Regions from separate parts of the Mus musculus genome. Here region 1 is linked to region 2. Evidence: chromatin loops called from intact Hi-C (ENCODE). Cell type or tissue: heart. All regions are shown on one strand. Links, peaks and the distances in the headings refer to the core of each region. The heading gives the core; the rest is flanking DNA.

What was found. A loop is a pair of places that touch in the nucleus more often than their neighbours do. Peaks named below come from ENCODE experiments on the same cell type or tissue, not always from the same donor. Only the 100,000 strongest peaks of a DNase experiment are listed, where the experiment ranks them.
Region 1: a loop joins it to region 2, with 3 times the contacts of the local background. A loop is called at or near these places in 1 of 42 quality-filtered maps.

Annotation. Positions count from the first base shown.
Region 1 is chrX:11,418,156-11,421,058 of GRCm38, forward strand. Gm34077 (a long non-coding RNA gene) reads right to left here and starts at 485. Exons shown (of 4, transcript XR_386893.2): 1 at 106-485. In heart, for the core only: no CTCF peak of the experiment used is centred there; DNase peaks (open chromatin) are centred at 236 and 1,106; H3K27ac peaks cover 386 bases; H3K27me3 peaks cover 1,290 bases.
Region 2 is chrX:11,997,789-12,000,691 of GRCm38, forward strand. No RefSeq gene overlaps it. Among named protein-coding and RNA genes, the nearest start is that of Gm34301, 2.9 kb to the right of the region's middle. In heart, for the core only: a CTCF peak has its summit at 1,387; a DNase peak (open chromatin) is centred at 1,393; H3K4me3 peaks cover 1,318 bases; H3K27ac peaks cover 2,489 bases; H3K27me3 peaks cover 2,500 bases.

The sequences.
Region 1 (2,903 bases), core at 153-2,652, 580 kb before region 2:
CATTCCTAATGAACCCTGGGAGTGACAATGACAACAGTCACTGCCCACACTTTGAACATCACCCCCTTCCCATGCCCTTCACATATGAGAACGCTCCTAACTTACCTCTATAATCCTTTGAGGTGAAAATCATTTGTAACCTCAATCTCCAGACAAAGCAGGAGGTAGGTGGAGGGCCTGCGACTGGCCCAAGGTCTTCTAATTAGAACCCAAGGCAGTCGAGCCACCGAGGCCGTAGCTATAACAAGTATCCTTTCAGCTGAGGAGAGCGGAGCGTGCGCACGAAGCATTTGGACCCAAGCCTGCCACTGAGTAACTTTTCTCAAAATAGTAGCCCTTGTTGTCATGATTTCCATTAGAAGGCCCTGCGTCTTGAGAAAATGGTTCATTTCAGAACCCTCACTAGACCAGTGGCCTTTAATGTCCTTCCAGGTGACCTAATCTTCAGGCAAGCAGTAATCGTCCTTGGGAGGTTACAGCCAGCATTTTCCTCTTCTAGTCTTTGCTTTGTATGACGTTGTTCCGGATTCCCCAGGAACACTTCCCACTCCCGACTCTGCTTTCCCAAAGGGTTTGCTCTCTGTAATTCGGACTCTTCTAGACCCACAAAGCCAGAGCACTGTCTGTCTCCTATTCTCCCATAACTTTAGTACCTGCAGGCCAAGAAGGACAACCTACTCCAGTTTATACCAACCATAGAGAATCCAGAGCTGTCATAAGTGCCTCTGTGCCTCTTAAGCCTCAGTTTCCCACTCTGTATAGTGGGCATACCAGTACCTTATCTAGACACCTTGTATTTGCAATCAGACCATTGAAGAACAGTCGGTCTGTAGCACAGCCAGGATGGGTAATCAGAAACATCCTGTTCCCAGCCAGCAGATCTGGAGTTTCCCAGCATAGGTAGCTCCATAAGAACAGGAATCCTGTTAGCGGTGACTGTGACCAGGCTGTGGGAGGACAAACAGCTCCCTGAGAAAGGGGAAAAGGCAGAATGACAGGCTCAGTCCTAGGGTTGATCTCGGCCAAGAAAATATTTGGGTTTAGAGAATGGAGGAAGTTTCCCAGGCCAGGACAATAACAGCCCCCAGCTGTCACCCTATCTTGTGAGCCCCTGTTCAGTGTCTCTGGGACTGGGAGTGGCTGAAGGGGGGGATAAATTGTGGGAGGGAGGAAACTAGGAAGAGACAGACAGATGGAAGACTTTCCATAGGAAGGGGCTGCTTTGAATAGGACAGAGCTGGAGAGGACTTTGAGGAAGCAGCCTTCTCCTTCTCAGCAGGAGCAGAGCCCCTAGAGTCCTTTGGCTCTCCCTCCCCCACCCTGCGGCCCTCTGCAGGTCTCCTTGAATCCATATGTGGGTTTTGGCTCTGCTCGCAGGCAGGGGATTTGAGGAGCGGTTGTGTGATTTGTACAGCTGTCATTAGGGTAATTGCACGATATTTTCCCAAATTTCTCCTGCAGCTTCAGGCTTGCTTTCCAAACTTCCTGCCTGCCCGTTAACATGGGCTCTGGCGAGAGGAGCTGGCTCGGAGCCTTCCCAGCAGCTGCTAACAGCACCCAAGGGCAGTCTTCTCAAATATTCCCATGGGACCAGGCACCAGGGGTTGAGAGGAGCGACCCAAAGACTGAAGGGTAGCAGCTCCTTAAAAGTCACATTAGTGGTCACTGCTGATCATCCTTGATTCCACTTCCTTTCCCAGAATGGAAAGAGACCCAAATTAGCCCGTTCCATAGAGAAAGCAACGAAACCTTCTTAAGACACCAGAGTTTGGAAAGTTCCTTTGTTGTATGTACTGCAAGAAGGATGATGGACTGAAACCAGGCATCTCATTTCCCAGCACCCTCCCAAACCAGCACTGCTCACACTTGGCACGGCTCTCAAGCTGGCTAATGACCATGCCCAGAGAGATGCTGTAAAAATCAGGGAGCTGTGAGGGTCTGATGGGGGTGGGGAGGTCAGGGTGGGGTTGGCAGTATTTCCTACAAACTCAAAGTCATTTAGACCCAATGGTAAAGGACTGCTTCTACCTATTCTCAGGCGAAGCTGTCCATCCTCTTTACACTGCTCTGGCAAGTATTTAATCTTCTGGACTGACTCCTCTGGCCTGTTAAAATATGCACTCATGAGCAGGAGACATAGTTCAGAGGGTAAAGAGCATGGCCTGCAAGGCTGATGGCCTGAGTTTCATTTCAGGAAGAGATTACAAAGTGGGAAGAAGAGAACAGACTCCATAAGCTGCCCTCTAACCGTCATGCACATGCTGTGGTACATCCATGCCCACATTCATACATCACACACACACACACACACACGAGCATGCATGCACATGTGTGCACATTCACACACATACAAACATACACTAATAATGGTAAGTCATTTTAAAATTAACAAATAAATATAATGGCTACCCACACAGACCTGCACACAAGAATATAAGCAAGCATGTATAAACATGTACATACCAAAAAGCAAGAAAATACCTTCTCTTTGCTGCTTGTGTAGGGTGGGGGAAACTGGGGAAGAGAAAAGGAAAAGTCTGAAATTATGAACCTATGAATGAATAGAAAAAAAAGATGCTAGGAAGCCCAATATAGCGCAGGAACAATTTTTCCTAGTGGGTTCTCTAGGTTAGAACAGCCAAGGAGATGACAGACTGACGGGCTGGCACTCAGCCTCGGGGGCCATGTTCCTTCTGACCCGCTGGCTGGGGAGGGGGATGCACCCTGGAGAGCCTCGTCACTTAGCATCGCGTCTGCTCCGACATGATGCCTCCGAGTAATGTAATTTATATTTCATGCACAATTGAAGCAGCTAATGGTGTAATTCTCCAAGGGGGAAACAAGTTGTTATAGTGTTAATTACATTGCAGGCGTGTTGCCTCTCCTTTGCCCCCCCTTCCAGT
Region 2 (2,903 bases), core at 215-2,714:
AATCTGCCTTAAATTTTCCCAGCTTTGACACAAAAGGGGGGAAATAGCCTGTACAGTAGGAGAGAGCATCTAGACTAGAAGGTGTAGGGAATATCCCAGGAATTGGCAACCCCTGATGCCTTGCGAACCTGGGACCTAGGAAAAGACCAGGGGCTTTATCTGGCCTTGGGCAGGCTTCCAACCAAGGGGTTCACACAAAGTGAGCCCTCTGCCTCCCCAGAGCACAACCTGGCCCTGCAAGAGCCCAAGAGGACTCAAGTCCCAACACATGGGACCCTCCCAGACCCCACCCAGCCCTCACACCAATCCCAATCACATGGGCGAAGGAGGTCAATGTCGTTCAAGTAATTTCTCTGCGAACACAAGATGGCAGCCTTAAATAAATGCAACCCTGCGCAGCTTTTAATCTTACACATCATTAAATTCCTAATTTACACATTATGTTTTCGTGGGCCAACCCATAACTCATTAGTGTTGAACTCACGAGGTATAAAGACCACGGCACGATGGGCGCCAGAGCGCTGTCACCTGCCTGGGTTAACAGTGCCTGCCTTGGGGGCAGAAGGAAGGCATGAGAGGCGCACTGGGGTGCTAGTCTGGGCCAAGGCCGCAGCACAGGGGACCCGTGGGTACCAGGTTCAAGGTTGCATGTCGTGCTCACAGCGCTGCTGCAGGGTAAAATGTTCCCTCCAACCCTCCCGGGGCCCGCAGGCGCGAGTCCACTCGTGCACACTCACTGCTGGCACATTGGCACCCGGGTGGTGGAGCGGGGCTCCAGGCCTTTCAGGCCTCCTTGGCAGACATTTTCCTATGGAACAATTTCAAACGAGCAGTAAAAAACCAGAAACCACACAGAGTTACAAACTCTGGCTGGTTATGGGGCCCCTTTCTCCACCTCTGGCGGGGGCCCAGGGCCAGGAATTCATCAAAAGGCAAAGTGTACACGCTAAGGGCTGTGGGCGCTCTGTTCTGAGGTCCCATCTCTCCTCTTCTCCTATTGTCGAGCAGAGCAGCCTTAGCCCTCAGTTTTTTGTTTTGTTTTGTTTTGGGGGGTGGGGTGGGAGGGTGGGGGATGGGGGTGAAATGCAAGACCGTGAAAGCTGCTGCTTCCCTTCTAGGGAATGGACAGGCAGGGTCACCCAGTGTAATCTGATCGTCAGCCCCTGGCCTGGGCAAGGCGTACCCTGAAGGAGAGGGAAGCTGTGGCCTGCTCCGGCCTGGGATCTTAGGGACTTGATGTGTGCGCGGGACCGGAGCGCGGACGAGCTGGCCTCGCTAGGCGGTACAGGGCCAAGCCCCTTAGGTGCTTCGCGTCTCAGCCAAAGGCGGCCAGCTCCGCGCCTGCGGCGGAGTGGGAGGGAGGAGGCTGGGAGAGCGCCCCGCCCTCGCCGCCCGCGGTCACAGGGGCAATTACACTCCTCGCTGCAGACGGTTACCAGCTCGCCCGCGCATCCCTCTCCGGCTCCCCTCCCTCCTCCGCACAACTGCTTGCTCCATCTTAGCGAGGGCGCCGCGGAAACGCGGCGGCGGCCGGCGGCCTCTGGGGACTTCCCTAGGCTTCTGGCTCTCCGTGAGCCGCCCAGATCGCTGGGGCGAGGCCGTCGTCCTCCCCACCACCAGCCTGGGGAGCGATTTTGCCGATGGTGAAAGGGCCGCCAAACCCTTCCCCGAGGCTTTGCAAAGCCCCAGCCCCAACCAACGCAGCAACCCCCACTCCTCTCCAATCTCACGGGTGCCAGTAATCCGGGTGCCCCCCTGACCCGTGTGTCCTTTCCTAGTCCCAGAGCACGATTAAATCTCTAGCCCGAAACCTCAGAGGGCTTTAGTCTGCCAGGCAGGCGTCCTCGGCACCAAATTAACAGTCCCCCCCTCCCGCCCCCTATGGCTTCTACAATTCCGGAAGGTGTCTTTGAAGCTGTGAATGAAAACTCGGGTTTTGGATTAAGGCTTTATTTCCACCTAGCTGCGTGATTTGAAGCGAGTTTCTTAACCTTGGATGTTACATCTGCAAAGTGGAAGAAATGACGCCCATCTAAGGGTGGCTGCTTGGACTGGGAAGAGATACATATGGGTAGTAGGTGACATGCTTGGCACAATATCCTGGTGGAAATCATTATTGCCACAAGGCCACAACTGTGGTGACATTAGTCAGATCTCCACCACCACACACAAACCCGAGGCTAAGGCCTGTCGGAGTTCTGGCACGCTTCCTGCAAAACAAGGTGCGCAGAAGCCACGAGCTAGGCCTGAAGGGAGGACAGTGGGAGCGAGGGGTTGCTAACCAAGCGAATCCCTCAGCCATCCTTTACAAATGAATAGGGCTCTGTCTCAAGCTTCCGCCATTCCAACGCCAGGTCTACAACGCCTAAGGCTTAAACCTGGCGCGGCAGTAAATTTAGCCTGAAGGCAGCGCCTCTTGTGGGGCGGGGATGGATGTCTCCTAGCTGGAAGGATGGAAAGCGATCAGGGTAGGGAAAAGGAGTTGCTTCTGGGAAGAAGGGTCTGGGAAAAGAAACATTTCCGGCCGCTGGAGGGGCACTGACGAAAAGAAATAGGACGCAAAAGAAGCCCCCCCCCCCCCAGAACTTGGGCCACTGTGGGAGCCGAGCGAGACAGACTTCCCATCTGGGAAGGGTTGCCTACGGGTAATTGGGTTTGCTCGAGTTGCCTCTATAATTAATAAGTGATTTGACTTGGAGATTGGAAATAGTCATTGAAAGGAAGCCGCAGGCTTAGGGGTGTGAGGCCCGGGAGCCTCCCTCCGAAATCCAATGGCCGAGAAGAAGGACGGTTTGAGGAACAGGACGAATGTGATAATATTGGCATCCAACCTTCTAGTGTTTGAGTAATTCGTTGCTTAGCTACTTTGGATAGGCCATTATTTTGCAAACTGGAAACATTTG